2 separate regions of the Homo sapiens genome follow, and region 1 is linked to region 2. Evidence: read pairs that join two places in POLR2A ChIA-PET (ENCODE). Cell type or tissue: PC-9. All regions are shown on one strand. Each heading gives the region's core, and the rest is flanking DNA. Links, peaks and the distances in the headings are about the cores only. Region 1 overlaps DENND2A (DENN domain containing 2A). Region 2 overlaps DENND2A (DENN domain containing 2A).

Region 1 (9,327 bases), core at 1,980-6,979, 87 kb before region 2:
TGGGCAAAAGAGGGAGACTGTCTCAAAAAAAAAAAAAAAAAGGCCAGGCATGGTGGCTCATGCCTGTAACCCCAACACTTTGGGAGGCTGAGGTGGGCCGGATCACCTGAGGTCAGGAGTTGGAGATCCGTCTGGCCAATGAAACCCCATCTCTACTAAAAATACAAAAATTAGCCGGGTGTGGAGGCAGGCGCCTGTAGTCCCAGCTACTCAGGAGGCTGAGGCAGGTGAATCACTTGAACCCAGGAAGCAGAGGTTGCAGTGAGCCGAGATCGCGCCACTGCACTCCAGCCTGGTTGACTAGAGCTAAACTCCTTCTCAAAAAAAGAAAAAAAGCACTAAAAGTAAGTTGTTAATTGATGTACAATAGGCTTAATTAACCTGGACTGTCCCTGCAAACTGCACCTTGTGGCCACGCTGGTAAAGGCTGAGAGTTGGATATGCTCATTCATTCTCCTTGCTGGGACAGGTGTGTTGACCCAGCCAGAAGTGATTTGGTACCACCCCTCTGTCTATCTCCCACCACCTTTCTTATCCACATCTAGAGTTGAGGCTTGAGTTTAGGGAAGGGGAGGAAGCCAGGTGGGTAGTCCAAGGTTGCATATGAACTTCCTTCTTGCTCCCATTCAATGAATCAGAGGAGTCAGATTCTACTTTCACTGCCTCTCCCAGCTCACCATGGAAAAATAGTAACTGCCTGTCTTCTTCCAGCAAACTTTGAAGCATTAAAACAGGACACTTCTATAATTTTATTTGGCATTTCATGTGCCTGGTAAATATAGGCTAAACCTCCCCAGATGACCAAGCAGAGGCATTTGTAAGGGATCACACAGCAAATCACAATTCAGACTGACCCGGCATGGTCCAGGTTGAACTTGGTTGGGGGAGAAGCTATATGCTCTAGTTTGGTTACTAGATAGAAATGACAGGACAGCCTAAGACATAGAACTTGCATCTCCCGAGCTTGGAGTGAGACTAGTCTCTCAGCCGCAGATTTGGTCGGGGTGGTGACCGCGAAGATAGAAAGGAACTTCCCGAAGCAGCTTGCCTCGTGCTCTGGGATCTTCAGCCAGGGCAATGTCTCCAGCACCCTGGAGACTCAGAGGGATTCTCTACTTAATACTCTGAGCTGCAGATGAGATTTGTTCAGATTTGTCATGAAGTGTGTGGTCATCCAACCCCAAATATAACTCCCTGGCATCTTGTGGTGACTGTCATCTGGTTCATTTCATCATCTGTATTTGTGACAATCAACAAACATAGACAACCTTCCAGGATATCAGAAGGGGACCAGTGCCCTCTGTTTACCCTCCAGCTGACTGATGCATCTAATAGGGTGGAAAAATGTCAGAGAAGAGAGAGCTTCTTAATCCCTCTCAAAACAATCAGACTTGAAGATTCCAGCACCACAGAGAGCCAAGAGAGCCTCTTATTCCAGGCTCTTCTTTCCCTTGAATATAGGACAGCCAAGATTCCTGGTCTGGTACAGAACTGAGAGAGATGGGTAAAGGGGCTAAGAGGCTGCTTCTGGGTACACACACAACCCCGAGGTTCAGGCTGCCAATTTGTCAGAGAAAACGAGAAAGAGAATGCTCCTTTTGGGACCAAGAAAGAAGCAGAACAAATGCAAGAGTCCCACGAGGCAGATCCACATGTTCCTTCCCCACACCCCCGAAATCTGGCTTCTATTCCTATCCATCTGCTGAAACCATATCTTAGGTTACTAATGGTTCGTCTGTGGCCAGTTCCCTGTTCTCATGCTTCTTGATCTCACTAATGCACTTGACACACCCCTGACCCTTCCTTCTTGAAACACAAGTCAAGGTGGATGTAAAATGGGTGCAGTGATGAATCTGCGCCACTTGTCAAAATACTGAAATACTTCTATTCTGGTTGGTAAATAGGGTGTCCCACACTCCCAGGACCACTAACTCTCCCCCTGCCAAGATCTGGCCATTAAAGTGTTAACAATAAGGCCATTCTGCTTGTTGGGCTCCTGCACACCTTTGTTATAATTTTGTTGTGTGTTTTTGTTTTTGTTTTTTGAGACGGAGTCTCACTCTGTTGCCCAGGCTGGAGCGCAGTGGCATGATCCTGGCTAACTGCAACCTCCGCCTCCCAGGTTTAAGTGTTTCTCCTTCCTCAGCCTCCCGAGTAGCTGAAATTACAGGTGTGTGCCACCATGCCTGGCTAATTTTTTGTATTTTATTTTATTTTATTTTTAGTAGAAACAGGCTTTCACCGTGTTGGTCAGTTTGGTCTCGAACTCCTGACCTCAAATGATCCGCCCGCCTTGGCTTCCCAAAGTGCTAGGATTACAGGTGTGAGCCCAGCCTGTTATGTATTTTGAATACTGCCTCCTCAGTGTAGACGCCATACTGTTTTGGTTGTTTTAATTGTCTTTCAAAGAAGAGTTCTTCACTGCTTCCTCCTATTCTTATTCAACAAGTATTTATGCAACCCTCACAGTAGACCAAAGTCTCGGTTAGGCATTGTAGGGAATAAAAAGAAGCCAGTGCGCGTGTTCTGCCACTAGAACTCCCTGTCTAGTTGGAAGGTCCAGGTAAAGAAACATACAAAGAGCCTGGGCAACATGGTGAAACCCTGTCTTTGAGAAAAATACAAAAATTAGCCAGCCATGGTGGTACATGCCTGTGGTCCCAGCCACTCAGGAGGCTGAGGTGGGAGGATCACTTGAGCACAAGAGGTCGAGGCTGCAGTGAGCCGCGATGGTGCCACTGCACTCCAGCCAGGGTGACAGAGTGAGACCCTGTCTTAAAAAAAAAAAAGACCTGGCGCAGTGGCTCATTTGAGGTCAGGAGTTCGAGACCAGCCTGGCCAACATGGTGAAACCCCGTCTCCACTAAAAATACAAAAATTAGCCGGGCATGGTGGCAGGCACCTGTTGTAATCCCAGCTACTCGGGAGGCTGAGGCAGCAGAATTGCTTGAACCCAGGAGGTGGAGGTTGTGGTGAGCTGAGATTGCGCCACTGAACTCCAGCCTGGGCGACAGAATGAGACTCCATCTCAAAAAAAAAAAAAAAAAGAGAGAGAAAGAAACATAAAAGACACCATGTAGAGAGTGAAGTAACAAGAGCACCATAAGAGCAACCCGTGCCTCACTTGTTCACTACCTTCTCCCTCTTCACTGTCTCCCTCAGTTCATCATGCTCAGTTTCATCGCTCCCTCCCAAACTGGACCTCTGAGTTGTTCTTTATAAAGACCGTTAGCTCATTACCTCTCACTGCCTCTTGAATGTACCACTCTCACCTTAATGTGTCCAAAAGAGAACATATTATCATTACATTCTGTGGCCTCCTTATTTCCCTGGGTTAGCAAACCTTCACTCCTCTTTCTCATTTCAGAACATCCCAACATCTAGCCTGCTGCCGGGTCCGTCTTCTCCCTGGCTCCCACGTGAGTCCTGGTGCTCCTGTCCTAGCAGGCGGTCTTCATGCTGGGCAGGCTTTGCCTTGTTCTTTACTCCATGCACTGGCCTCCTCAGGAGCACTTTCCCTTCCCCAACTCTTGGAATCCAATGGAGTCTTTCTTGGCCACCAGGCGCTACCTCTTTGAAGCAGTCCCTGGCTCCCCTTTCGTTGTCCTCCTCCAAATTTCTCCAGTTTATATTTGTTTCATAACATTTGCCACCGTGTTCGAATGTATTCCTCCACCCAGTCTCTAATGGCGCTCCTGCACACCTCTGCGGTTAATTTTGAATACTGCCTTTCACCCTAGACACCATTCTGTTTTGGTTGTCCTAATTGTCTTTGAAAAAATAGATCTTCATGGATTCCTCTTGAGTTTTCTGTGAGTTTAAGGGCGTGTCAGGCATTCCCTGAACCAACCTTGTCTTTCCGTTTTGAACAATTGCAATCTTTTATTGCCATTTGGTTGATAGGGTTTATATCTTTTATCTCTAGCTTGAGGGCAGGGACCATTTTTTATACTTGTGTATTCCCAATAGCACCTCAAAGAGAACTGTCTCCAGCTTGCTGATTAATCATATTGATTAGTTTTAAACTGATCAATGCTGGCTCAGATTAACTAAATGAAATTATAGGCCAGGTGCAGTGGCTCATGCCTGTAATCCCAGCACTTTGGGAGGCCGAGGCAGGCGGATCATTTGAGGTCAGGAGTTCGAGACCAGCCTGACCAACATGGTGAAACCCCGTCTCTACTAAAAATACAAAAAAATTGGCCGGGCGTGGTGGCGCATGCCTGTAGTTCCAGCTACTAGGGAGGCTGAGGCAGGAGAATGCCTTGAACCTGGGAGGCAGAGGTTACCGTGAGCTGAGATCGCGCCACTGCACTCCAGCCTGGGTGACAGAGCAAGACTCCACCTCAAAAAAAAAAAAAAAAAAAAAGAAAGAAATTTTAGGCCAAAGGGGATTTCCCGTATCTTGAAAGTTAGCTAAATAAAAATGAGCACATTTCCAGGCATTGCACAACTTCTGAGTACAAAACACCAGGCACAGATAGGAAACAAACAGAAGTAGGGTCTCAGGTCAGGCAGAGCAAGCTGCGCTGGTCTGAGGGCGACCTCCGCCTTACTTTCACAGTTGGCACCATAGCCAGTGCAACTGAGGACTAACAGGTCACTGTGCACCCTGACTTCTGCTGCAAAGGGAAGGGGATCAGGTCACCTTCTAATTCCAAAACCAGCTTTTACAGATTATAACAGCACTTGTATGTTGGAGAGTAGTTTAGAGCTTACCCACACTTGCAAACAAATGAGGCTGTGTAAGCAGCCCTGCAGGTGAGTTGAGGACATGGTACTGTTATTACTAATTCATTAAGAATTAATGTATGCTGGCCAGGCACAGTGGCTTACACCTGTAATCCCAGCACTTTGGGAGGCCGAAGCTGTCAGATCACTTGAGGTCAAGTTCGAGACAAGCCTGGCCAACATGGTGAAACCCCATCTCTACTAAAAATACAAAAATTAGTTGGGCATGGTGGTACACGCCTGTAGTTCCAGCTACTCAGGAGGCCAAGGCAGGAAAATTGCTTGAACCACTCCAGCCTGGAGGACAAGAGTGAAACTCTGTCTTAAAAAAAAAAAAGAATTAATGTATGCTGGGCATGGTGGCTTACAGCTGTAATCCCAGCAGTTTGGGATGCTGAGGTGGGAAGATTGCATGAGCCCAGGAGTTAGAGACCAGCCCGCACAACAAATCAAAACCCTGTTTCTATGTCTCTACAAAAAAAAAAATTAGCCAGTTGTTGCAGTGCACGCCTTTGGTCCCAGCTAATTGGGAGGCTGAGGCAGGAGGACTGCTTGAGCTTGGGAGTTTGAGGCTGCAGTGAACTGTGATTGCACCACTGCAATCATCCTGGGTGACAGAGTAAGATCTCATCTCAAAAAAAAATAAATAAATAAAATTAAAAATAAAAATAGGCCGGGTGCAGTGACTCATACCTGTAATCCCAGCACTTAGGGAGGCCAAGGCAGGCAGGCAGGAGTTCGAGACCAGCCTGGCCAACATGGTGAAACCCCGTCTCTACCAAAAATACAAAAAAAATTAGCCAGGCATGGTGGTGTGCGCCTGTAGTCCCAGCTACTCGGGAGACTGAGGCACAAGAATTGCTTGAACTCTGGAGGTGGAGGTTGCAGTGAGCCAAGATTGTGCCACTGCACTCCAACCTGGGTGACAGAGCAAGAGTCCATCTCAAAAAACTAAACTAAACTAAAAATAAATAAATAAATATTTACAATAATATGTTAGAGCATTATTACTTATTAGTATTATTTGGCAGGGTTAAGTTCACCTTAGAATAATGGAAGACATTTGCTGAGCGCTTTTTCTGGGCTATGCACTGTGCTGAATGTTTTACAGGTGCAATTTCATCTAATCCTTACCAGTCTCTTAAAGTAAGTGCTACCATTATCACCATTTTACAGAGGCGAGAACTAAGGCTTAGAAATGTATCTTGATCGAGGTCCCGCAGCTCTCCAAGTTCACTGGAATTTAAACCTGGGTCTGTCTGATTCCAAACCCTTTGCTTTTAATCCTTATGATAAACCCTCTCTCAAGCTTTTTCTCAGAACCCGGGAGCAGCTGCAGGAGTAGCCTCAGCTCCATTCTCTTGTGCTGGCCCCAAGCAAGGGGATGGAAGATGACGTCTCCCTCTAAGATTGCTGCCTTTTGTCCAAATGTGCTGGCTGGGAGCCAGGCCTGGAAACTCTCTGCTCATGGAAAGAACAGAAGCCAGCAAAAGAGGGTGGGAAGAGTCTGAGGGGAGGAAAGGAAGAGGAGGACAGGAAGGCAAGAGGGAGAAAGGAGGTGGGAAAGAGGATTCTGCGGGTAGCACAGCTGGAGAGGGAGATGTGCCAGGAAGCAAGCAAACGAACGTGACCTACGGGTGCATTCCATTCAAGTGGGCTGTTCAGTGGTGCAGCGTGAGCCTCCAGCCCTGGGAGGCACAGGCCCCGAGGCTGTCCAGGTGCTCAGAGACCAGGACAGATCACACCGGGTGGTCCTTCCTCCCATTCTCAGGATTACTATCCAGTGAGGTCAGATCAAAACCAACAGCAGGAAAGCCTTCAGAGGGAAAAGAAGCCACAAAATGGCAGCCTGAGGGCTGCCTCTGGAAGTGGAGGATCTGGCCAGGCAGGGCCTCGGTGTCACAGCATGCATGGTGTGCAGGGGACGGAGAAGGGGAAGGGAGGAGACTGGGTGCTTGAATAAAATAAAATCATAACTATTTCCCAAGTTCCTAATCTGGATTGAGGAGTGGAAGGCCCGTACGGTGCCGTCAAGGTGGACCTGTAGGCGTTAGGCACCTGGACCCTGGAGTCAGACACCCTGACGCATTCAGCACCCACGCAGCCTTGGGAAAAGTTAATCCCTCCAGGCCTTAATGTCCACATCTGAGAAGGGGAGGCAATAGTAAGCTTACTGTGAACATTAAACTAAATGACCTGTGTAAAATCTTGCTTAGGGAATAGTAAGTGCTCAATTTGTATCAGCTGTTCATTCATCATTGCAGCTTAATTTGAGGTGTCAAAACATAAATATGTGAAACCTTCAATAAAAAATGTATAAATAACATTTGAAGCCAACCATACAAGACGTAACACAAGGTTATATACATTTTGTTAGAACATCAACTTTTTCTTCTTTTCTTATAAAAGAAGAAAAAGCATTCAGCAGGAGCCCATGGCTAATGTTTTTTGTTTTCGTTTTTTTGTTTGTTTTTGTTTTTTGTTTTTGTTTTTGAGGCGGAGTCTCGCTCTGTCTGGCAGGCTGGAGTGCAATGGCATGATCTCGGCTCACTGCAAACGCTGCCTCCTGCATTCAAGCAATTCTCCTGCCTCAGCATCCACAGAAGCTGAGTTTACAGGCACACGCCACCAGGTCCAGCTAATTTTTTTGTATTTTTAATAGAGACAGGGTTTCACCATGTTGGCCAGGCTAGTCTCAAACTCCTGACCTCAAGTGATCTGCCTGTCTCAGCCTCCCAAAGTGCCGGGATTACAGGCATGAGCCACAGCACCCAGACTGTTCTTTTTTTTTCTTTCTTGAAACGGAGTATCGTTCTGTCGCCCAGGCTGGAATGCAGTGGCGCGATCTCGGCTCACTGCAGCCTCTGTGTCCCGGGCTCAAGTGACTCTCCTGCCTCAGCCTCCTGAGTAGCTTGGATTACAGGCATGCACCACCACGCCCAGCTAATTTTTGTGTTTTTAGTAGAGACAGGGTTTCACCATGTTAGCCAGGCTGGTCTCCAACTCCTGACCTCAGATGATCCGCTTGCCTCGGCCTCCCAAAGTACTGGGATTACAGGCATGAGCCACCGTGCCTGGCCTCATGGCTAATGTTATCTGGTAGCTATAAGGCAAATGTGTTTTGTTTTTTGTTGTTTTTTAAAAAATCTCCAGGCTGGGCGTGGTGGTGCACGCCTGTCATTCCAGCTACTTGGGAGGCAGAAGCAGGAAGATTGCTGGACATAAGGTCGAAGCTGTATTCACATCACTGCGCTCCAGCCTTGGCAACAGAGAGAGATGCTGTCTCAAAAAGCAAAAAAAAAAAAACAAAAAAAAACAAAAAAAACAAAGAAAAACAAAATCTCTCAACAGCCTAATAATAACAAAGAACATTTCTCACTTCTAAAAAAAAAACAATCACCAGAAACACGAACTTCACAAATCTCTCTGGGTTTCTGAAGAAGTGGCTCTTCAGCTAAGAAAAAAAAAAGGAAAAGAAATGCCTTCAAGAACATGGAACGTGTAACTAGCAGATCCAGGTTCTCCTGTGACAGCTTCTCCATGGAAACCTGAGTCCCCTGAGGCAATGGAAAGGAGGGTGAGGAGGTGAATGAGCCCCAGACAGGGTAACAGGAGCCCTGGGTTCTGCTTCTACCTCTGCCACCATGTGGCCAGGTGACAGGCTAGGTGAGCCAAAACCCCCCTGGGCCACAGTGTTGTCACCTGCAGCCCTGGCGTCCCACCTGTTCCCTCCCTGTGTTGGTGTTGAGGGGCCTCTCTGTGCCAGGCGCTTTTCCAGTATCATTAAGTTTGTTGTTGTTGTTGTTGTGTTGTTGTTGTTGTTTTGCCTTTCCTCCTTGAATTTCCTCACTAGACTGGGACCTCTGAGAAGCACTGTCATTTACAGGCTGGGTTCCCAGTAACCCACTGGATCACAAGGGGAGAGCTGCTGAGGCCAGGAGGAGGATGTGGAAGGCTGGGTCAGCCAGCACAGGCGTCACTCCCAACAGGGTCCTGGGAGAAGGGGCTCAGCATTTCCTGAAGGCAGATGACTCTATAAATAGACCAGGGGATGGGAAAAGGATTCGATCATCCCATTCCTCCTGTCAGCTCAGCTCCTCCTTCTGCTCATCCGGACTCTGCAGCCTCTCGTAAATGTTTTTCACTCACATATGGCCCTGCCGGGGCGTTAGGTGTGGAAATAGGGATGTGAGATGGACTTTCTGCTAGATTGTAGATCCAAACAAGAACTGAAGAAGGTATACCTGCCATTTATTTTTAATTTCCCACAGAAATTTCTCCTTCATCCATGTCAATATAAGGCCAGAGTTTTTTCAGTAGGGTTTTATTGGAAGGAAGGAAGCAAGCGAGGAGGAAAATTATACACCTTTTGATACTGTGGCCTATTTAAATTCAAGGGTTCAGCAGATCTTCCTGTTGTGACACTTTCCATATGCTCTTTTTTTTTTTTTTTTCTAGACGGAGTCTTGCTCTGTCACCCAGGCTGTGGCATGATCTCGGCTCACTGCAACCTGTGCCTCCTGGGTGCAAGTGATTCTCCTGCCTCAGCCTCCCGAGTAGCTGGGATTACAGGCGCCCGCCACCATGCCTGGCTAA
Region 2 (7,380 bases), core at 202-5,201:
GCCAGGCACGGTGGCTCATGCCTGTAATCCTAGCACTTCGGGAGGCCGAGGCAGGCGGATCACCTGAGGTCAGGAGTTCAAGACCAGCCTGGCCAACATGATGAAACTCAGTCTCTACTAAAGATACAAAAATCAGCCAGTCATGGTGGCTCGTGCTTGTAACACCAGCTACTTGAGAGGCTGAGGTACAAGAATCGCTTGAACCCAGGAGGCAGAGGCTGCAGTGAGCTGAGATCGCACCATTGCACTCCAGCCTGAGCAACAGAATGACATTCCATCTCAAAAATAAAAATAAAATAGGCCAGGCGCAGTGGCTCACACTTGTAATCCCAGCACTTTGGGAGGCCGAGGCGGGTGGATCACAAGGTCAAGAGATTGAGACCATCCTGGCCAACATGGTGAAACTCCGTCTCTGCTAAAAATACAAAAATTAGCTGGGCATGGTGGCGTGTGCCTGTAGTCCCAGCTACTCAAGAGGCTGAGGCAGGAGAATTGCTTGAACCCAGGAGGCAGAGGTTGCAGTGAGCCGAGATCATGCCACTGCACTCCAGCCTGGTGACAGAGCGAGACTCCATCTCAAAAAATAAAAAATAAAATAAAATAAAGGATGGAATCAGTCGGCAGCTCAGACTGGAGATCTGGGGGGCACACTGTTTTGCACTGCTGTGTGCGACTTCCCTGGCATTGGTGGGCTTTCCACTCATTCTGCCATGTGTCATACACTCTGCTATGTGGTAGGAAAACAGAGAAAAGACACAGCTGGCATGGTGGCTCACGCCTGTAATCACCGCACTTTAGGAGGCTGACGTGGAAGGACTGCTTGAGGGAAGTAGTTTGAGACCAGCCTGGGCAACACAGTAAGACCCCCATCTCTACAAAAAACGTAAAAAAAAAAAAAAAAAAAATTAGCCAGGTATGGTGGCTCGAGCCTACAGTCCCTGCTACTAGGGAAGCTGAGGTAGGAAGATCACTTGAGCCCAGAAGTTCAAGGTTGCAGTGAGCTATGATCATGCCACTGCACTCCACCTGGGCAACAGAACAAGACCTTGTCTCAAAAAAAAAAAAAAAAGAAAAGAAAAGAAAAACACAGACTTGTCTCAGTGCAGTGGGGTAACAGAGACATAAGCCGACTCTCCAGGACCACATTAGAGGCAGGTAGAGGCAGTGAGTTCTGGAGACCGAGGGAGGGCACTCACTCCCAGGGAGGCGAGTTCTGAGGGCCAACACTCAGAACAAGTAGTCAGCACATTGCAGGCAAAAGGAGCCATCCTACATAGATATGGGGACAGGTGAGGCCTAGCTGTCACCTTCAGGACTGTAAAGTAGGCCAGGCGCGGTGGCTCATGACTGTAATCCCAGCACTTTGGGAGGCCGAGGCAGGTGGATCACTTGAGGTCAGAAGGTCAAGACCAGCCTGAACAACATGGTGAAACCCCGTCTCTACTAAAAATACAAAAGAATTTAGTTGGGCGTGGTGGTCCACGCCTGTAATCCCAGCTACCTGGGAGGCTTGAAGAAGAATCGTTTGAACCCGGGAGGCGGAGGTTACAGTGAGCTGAGATTGCGCCATTGCACTCCAGCCTGGGCAACAAGAGTGAAACTCAAAAAAAAAAAAAAAAAAAAAAGAGAGAGAAAAAGAACTGCAAAGTAGTTCACTAGGGCTGGCCCAGAGAGAGGAAGATGGGGGAGGGAGAGATGAGCCGGCAGTGGTGGACAGAGGCCAGCTCACAGAAGGCTGCAGGGCCATGCTCAAGAGGACAGACCATCGTGAGGGCATCCCTCCTCACCGTTAAAGCAAATCCCCTCCCATCACACACACAAACTCAGTGCCCCATAGGAGGCCACCCCCGTCCCAGTGGGCACATTCAATAATTTGCTAAGGCCACGTCACAAAACAAAGAAGATCCGGAAGGAAATGCAGACAAGGACTTGGGTTCGTTCTGAGCTTCTAAAAAGAAGCTCATTTTTGAAATACTGAATCAGAGCCTTCTTTGCTTTGGAACTGGGGGCACAGAAGCGTGAGGGGTGTGGCTGCAGCCCCAGGAAGGGCTGAGATGCGGGGCCAGCCAACCGGGTGGTGCAGATGAGGCCACCTGAGAAGTCCATCTGGAAAGAAGCAGTGCCAAAAACAAAAAAAAACCTGAAGCACTGTGGTTTGGAGAGGAAATCTGACTCTGAACTATGGAAAACAAAAGGGAAGGAAAAAAAAAGGCATAGAAGAATGGAAGGGACAAACTCCGTAGATGTGGAATTCCTCAGGAGGCGGGGCGGGAAGCGGCCCCACCCTCTCCCCTCATGCGCCGCATCTGGTCACCTTTCTGATGCACCTCTTTGGACAGCAGCCATCTGGCTGTTCCCAGCCTGCTCCCACCCTGTGTTTTAGTTCGCTATGCACTTTTAAATGTCAGCGTGATCGTACTCCCGGTGCACTTTTGTCAGCTCAGGAAGCAGGCCCTCTCTGTAAGCCTTGCAGCTGGTGCTGGGCGCTGAGGAGCTCTCCAAGCTCCCGGGCACTGGGGAATTCAGCCCAGGGAGTTCTCAAGGTTGGAGCCCTGGAAGCCAGGATGAGTAATAACCCTTCAGTGGCCAGGATCGGATTTCATCAGCACCATAGTAACTGTCTTTATCTTCTCCATCCCCCACTCCCTCCATCCGCTAGAGGTGGAATTCTCAGGCTTGGATGTGGGGGAGGGGAAAATGATGGATTTCAGAAAGGCCTGGGCTAGAAGTGGAAAGCCAGCCAAGGAAACCCAGCACCCCCCAGGAGTGGTGGTGGGGACAGAGTCCCCCGGGAACGTGCCTGCGGGGTGAAGATGCTAGACTTGGGGAGGACCCACCCTGAGAAGATGTCTGGGAAGGGCACAGCTGGAGAGGAGCCGTGGGCCCCCTCACACACCCCAGCCTCCCCCAGACTCCCTCCAGGGGGAAGAAAACAAAGTATCATCCATTTTTCTGGTAAAAGTACAGTGAGACACCAGTCTCACTGGTGACAGAGAGAGACTCTGTCTCTAAAAATTAAGGAGAAGAAAAAAAACTTAAAAACATTAAGTGCAGGGAGAGAAAAGGTGGGAACAGAAAAGGGAAGGGGCCTTGTCAGAGACAAACACATCTCCAAAGGGCAATGCAGGAGGACATGTCAGAAGGCTCAGGGCACAAAGAAACCTGGAAATGCCAGCCAGGCTCAGTGGCTCACGCCTGTAATCCCAGCACTTTGGGAGGCCGAGGCGAGTGGATCACCTGAGATCAGGAGTTCAAGACTAGCCTGGCCAACATGGTGAAATCCCGTCTCTACTAAAAATACAAAAATTAGCTGGTCGTGGTGGCGTGCACCTGTAATCCCAGCTACTCGGGAGGCTGAGGCAGAAGAATCATTTGAACCTGGGAGGCAGAGGTTGTGGAGAGCCGAGATCATGCCATCGCACTCCTGCCTGGGCGACAGAGCGAGACCCTGTCTAAAAAAAAAAAAGAAAGAAAGAAACCTGGAAATGCCTGCCCCAGTGACGTCTGAGAGAGGACTTGACGCCTCCGCCTTTTTGCTGGACAGATTTCCGGGTGGACAGGTTGGACGCTGGGCCAGCCCCTCCCACAGAGCTGCTGTCACCAGAGACAGACAAAAATGAGCAAAGTCCAGTGGCCGAGAGTGGACCCTGCCTGGATTCCTGGGCCTTGGCTGTTCCCCAGCCACCCTCCCTGCCCTGCTCTGGGACCCCTCAACAGAGGAGACAGTCACCAGTGCAGTCCATAGGAAAGGCACTGGTGTTTCTCTCCAACCTTCCATAGTGCCTGGCATTCTGCCCTTGGAGGTTTCGTCTTTTCAAACGGCTCATGCCGTGAGTGGGTCAGATGCCAGCTGTGGCTGCCACAAGCAGGTCTCCCCACGGGCACGTTGTGCCCATCAGGGGTTTTCTTCTGCAGCAGCTGCCAAATGTCAGGCGCTGTGAGGATGGGATTTCTGTGGGAGAAGAGAAGGCAGCAGGAACGTGGATAATTGTGGTGCCCTCCTTGGAGCGAGAGCCAGGCCATGGTACAGTAATGGTGTGCGAGTGTGAGAAAGACCGTCATTGGGTTTTTAGACCCTTTACAGCTTTCAGAGGTACACATCCCTCCGCCATCACTCAGGGAGGTTTCCCAGAGTAGGGGGGACCCCTGAGCATCCTTAGCCGTTGGCCCTGGGTCTCCTCGTTCATAAGACGCGGCCCCGCATGGCTCTGACTTTCCGGGACTCCGCTGTCTTGTTTTCTCTGAAAGCAGCCCTCGCTTTTCCTGTTACAAATGGCTCCACATGCTCTCCCCGCTGCCCAATAAATCGTCCTTCCATCCTACACGGGTTCCATGCAGACCTGAAGAGATGGAAATCTGCGTAAAGAAAGGCCCGAAGAGCTCTGAGACAGGAAGAGGGTAAACAACGCGTGAGCAAAGCTGATGAGGATGACGGCAGCGACGGGGCGTGGAGTGGCCTCTGAGCGGCCTCTGTGCCGGGCGCCTTCTGAGGGTCTGACCTGCGTCATTTCATGCCCCCTACGGCCCTGTCACATGGGTAACTAACAGGCGTGCAGAGGATCCGTCATTCTGCTCAAAGAAGCAGGGAGTGGGAGAGCTGCCGGGCTTTGGAGAGGACGGAGGGAAAGCAGCTGGGCTGCAGACTCCAGGGTTGGGTGAAGGGCAGGGTCTGGGGCCCTGTCCGTTTACAGAAATGTATAAGGAAAGTCTCCCTAGCACAGGCCCTCAGGACCCGCTTTGTGCTCAGCAGTCAGGCTAACAGGTCATGGGGAAGTCTGTGCTTTTCTCCTCAGGGCCCTCCCCGCCTCCCTTACAGCCTTTGGCCTTCCAGCAGGGTCCCAGTGAGACAGGTATGATCAGGTCACCCCCAAGGCCTCCCCCAGCTTTGAAACTCTCTGACTCCATGGGCCAGGTGGAAGAATCCGTATCCACCTCGATCTGTCTGATTTATGGGAAAGTAGCCATAGGGAATTGAAGTGTTCTTTGGCCAGGCCATGACAAACAAGGGTTTGGGGACCAATGGTTGGCTGCAAGTTGCCTGACCTGGAAAATTCTGGAAAGTCTTTAGGCCAAGCGCAGTTGCTCACGCCTGTCATCCCAGTATTTTGGGAGGCTGAGGCCGGTGGATTGCTTGAGGCCAGGAGTTCGAGACCAGCCTGGCCAACATGGTGAAACCCTGTCTCTACCAAAAAGACAAAAATTAGCTGGGCGTGGTGGCACACGCCTATAATCCCAGCTACTCAGGAGGCTGAGGCAGGAGAATCACTTGAACCTAGGAGGCAGAGGTTACAGTAAGCTGAGATTGAGCCACTGCACTCCAACCTGGGCAACAGAGCGAGACTCTGTCTCAAAAAAAATAAAGAAAGAAAAAATTTTTTAAAAAAGGGCCAGGTGCAATTGCTCATCCCTGTAATCCCAGCACTTTGGGAGGCCAAGGCAGGTGGATCGCCTGAGGTTGGGAGTTCAAGACCAGCCTGGCCAACATGGTGAAACCCCGTCTCCATTAAAAATACAAAAATTAGCGGGCATGGTGGCGGGCGCCTGTAATCCCAGCTACTTAGGAGGCTGAGGCAGGAGAATCACTTAAACCTGGGAGGTGGAGGTTGCAGTGAGCTGAGATCACACCGCTACACTCCAGCCTGGGCAACAGAGTGAGACTCTATCTCAATTAAAAAAATTAAAAAAAGAAAAAAGAAAGTCTTCAGGTTAAATTACAGCTGGTACCCTCATCCCCAGTACTCCTGGGGCTGCACATGCACTCATGCCCAACCCTGCTCCGCTCACGTGGCAGAAAGCCTCCTTATTCTCCTGATTTCCAGCTGTAGCCCCTAACTTAATGAGGGCATGGAACAGGGCATGAGAACAGGACATGTCACAGACTCAGTGCGTGGCCCGGTGACATCCCAGAGAGGACCTTCGCCCACTCTAGGTCGGTAGCCACCCCCGCAGCACTCTCCCCCACAAACACAATTTATTCTCTCATCATCGCTGTGAGTCTCCCACTGCAAGAGGAAGCTTCAGGGAGTTATGGCAAAGATTGTATGAGTTATAAAAGGGTTTTAAGTTGAGCCAAAAATCTATCAAGTTTAGAATAACATTTTTGCTCTGTTTTATCTTTAGGCTGGACATTGAGTGTTCTAGTGGCTCTGTCAAGCAAGAGTTTGACAGATGGAAAGGAAAGAATGCTGTTGTGATGGCTTGTTCTGTGGTCATGACAACAGATAAATACTTCTCTACACCCTCGCCTTCATTTTCCTGATGATGAACATTTTGTTTTTTACTTTACTAATTTCAGTTCCCCAAAGTTTTGGCTAAACCTACAGACCAGGCTGAATGATAAAGTCAGAGCTGCACGTAAACAAATATGTGCAAAAAGTTTTAGAGGGAGGTCGGGCATGGTGGCTCACGCCCATAATCTTAGCACTTTAGGAGGCCAAAGCAGGAGGATTGCTTGAGCCCAGGAGTTTGAGACCAGCTTGGGCAACATAGCAAGACCCCATCTCTTAAAACAAACAAACAAACAAACAAACAAATGAAAAACACCTTAATAGGGGACAAAGTTTTTAATATTCAAGGAATTTATGAGCTGGGCATGCTGGCACATGCCTGTAGTTCCAGCTACTCAGGAGGCTGAGGTGGAAGGATCACGTGAGCCCAGGAGTTTGAGGCTAGTGAGCTATGACTGCACCACTGCTCTCCAGCTGGGGTGGACCTTGTCTTTAAAAAGCAAATTAAAAAATAAAACAAATAAGAAATTGACTTATATGTTTGTAGTGCGTTAAACCATAAGCTAAATGATAGACTACTGGCTAGTGATAAGTAGGATTAGGTGGGCAAATCTTGACACATACAGGAGTTTGAACCTTGTCTTTGACATATAGGTAACTACACAAATAAGTTCATATGTAGCTGTGCACTTTCATCCTCTTATTTGTTCGGTTTGGTTCATTTTTAATAAGTTTACACAAGCTTAAATGAGAATCCCATGTCCTTTTTAGAATTGGTTGCACCCAGCAACATTTGCCATCCCAGGAGGTTGGGCTTCTCACCACACCTCTCTAGGGAGATGAGTTTGCCCAAGGCCTAGCCGAAAGTGTTTAAAGCTGCCACCTTGCTGCTCTGGCATCCATAAGATACTTCAGAGGTCTAGCTAGTCCTCAGCATGGTTGACAGAGTCTTAGAGATAAGTACATTTAGTTCAGCAAAGTCCTATGAAAAACACAATTTTAGGCAGGTGCAGTGGCTCACGCCTGTAACCCCAGCACTTTGGGAGGCTGAGACAGATTGATCACCTGAGGTCAGGAATTCGAGACCAGCCTGGCCAACATGGTGAAACCCCGTCTGTACTAAAAATACAAAAATTAGCTGGGCATGATGGCA

Evidence for each region. ChIA-PET counts read pairs that join two places held together with the same protein. Peaks named below come from ENCODE experiments on the same cell type or tissue, not always from the same donor. Only the 100,000 strongest peaks of a DNase experiment are listed, where the experiment ranks them.
Region 1: POLR2A ChIA-PET joins it to region 2 with 15 read pairs; 8 of 35 experiments call an interaction of 5 or more read pairs at or near these places.

What each region holds. Positions count from the first base shown.
Region 1 is chr7:140,623,579-140,632,905 of GRCh38, reverse strand. All of the region lies in intron 1 of DENND2A (DENN domain containing 2A), which reads left to right. Among named protein-coding and RNA genes, the nearest start is that of DENND2A, 13 kb to the left of the region's middle. RefSeq lists enhancers at 4,392-4,981, 4,982-5,573, 6,164-6,755, 7,346-7,937 and a silencer at 8,163-8,457. In PC-9, for the core only: a CTCF peak has its summit at 4,625; DNase peaks (open chromatin) are centred at 4,445, 4,755 and 6,445; H3K27ac peaks cover 3,664 bases.
Region 2 is chr7:140,536,811-140,544,190 of GRCh38, reverse strand. The region is part of intron 14 of DENND2A (DENN domain containing 2A); the gene reads left to right. Among named protein-coding and RNA genes, the nearest start is that of MKRN1, 61 kb to the right of the region's middle. In PC-9, for the core only: no CTCF peak of the experiment used is centred there; a DNase peak (open chromatin) is centred at 2,550; H3K4me3 peaks cover 918 bases; H3K27ac peaks cover 1,400 bases.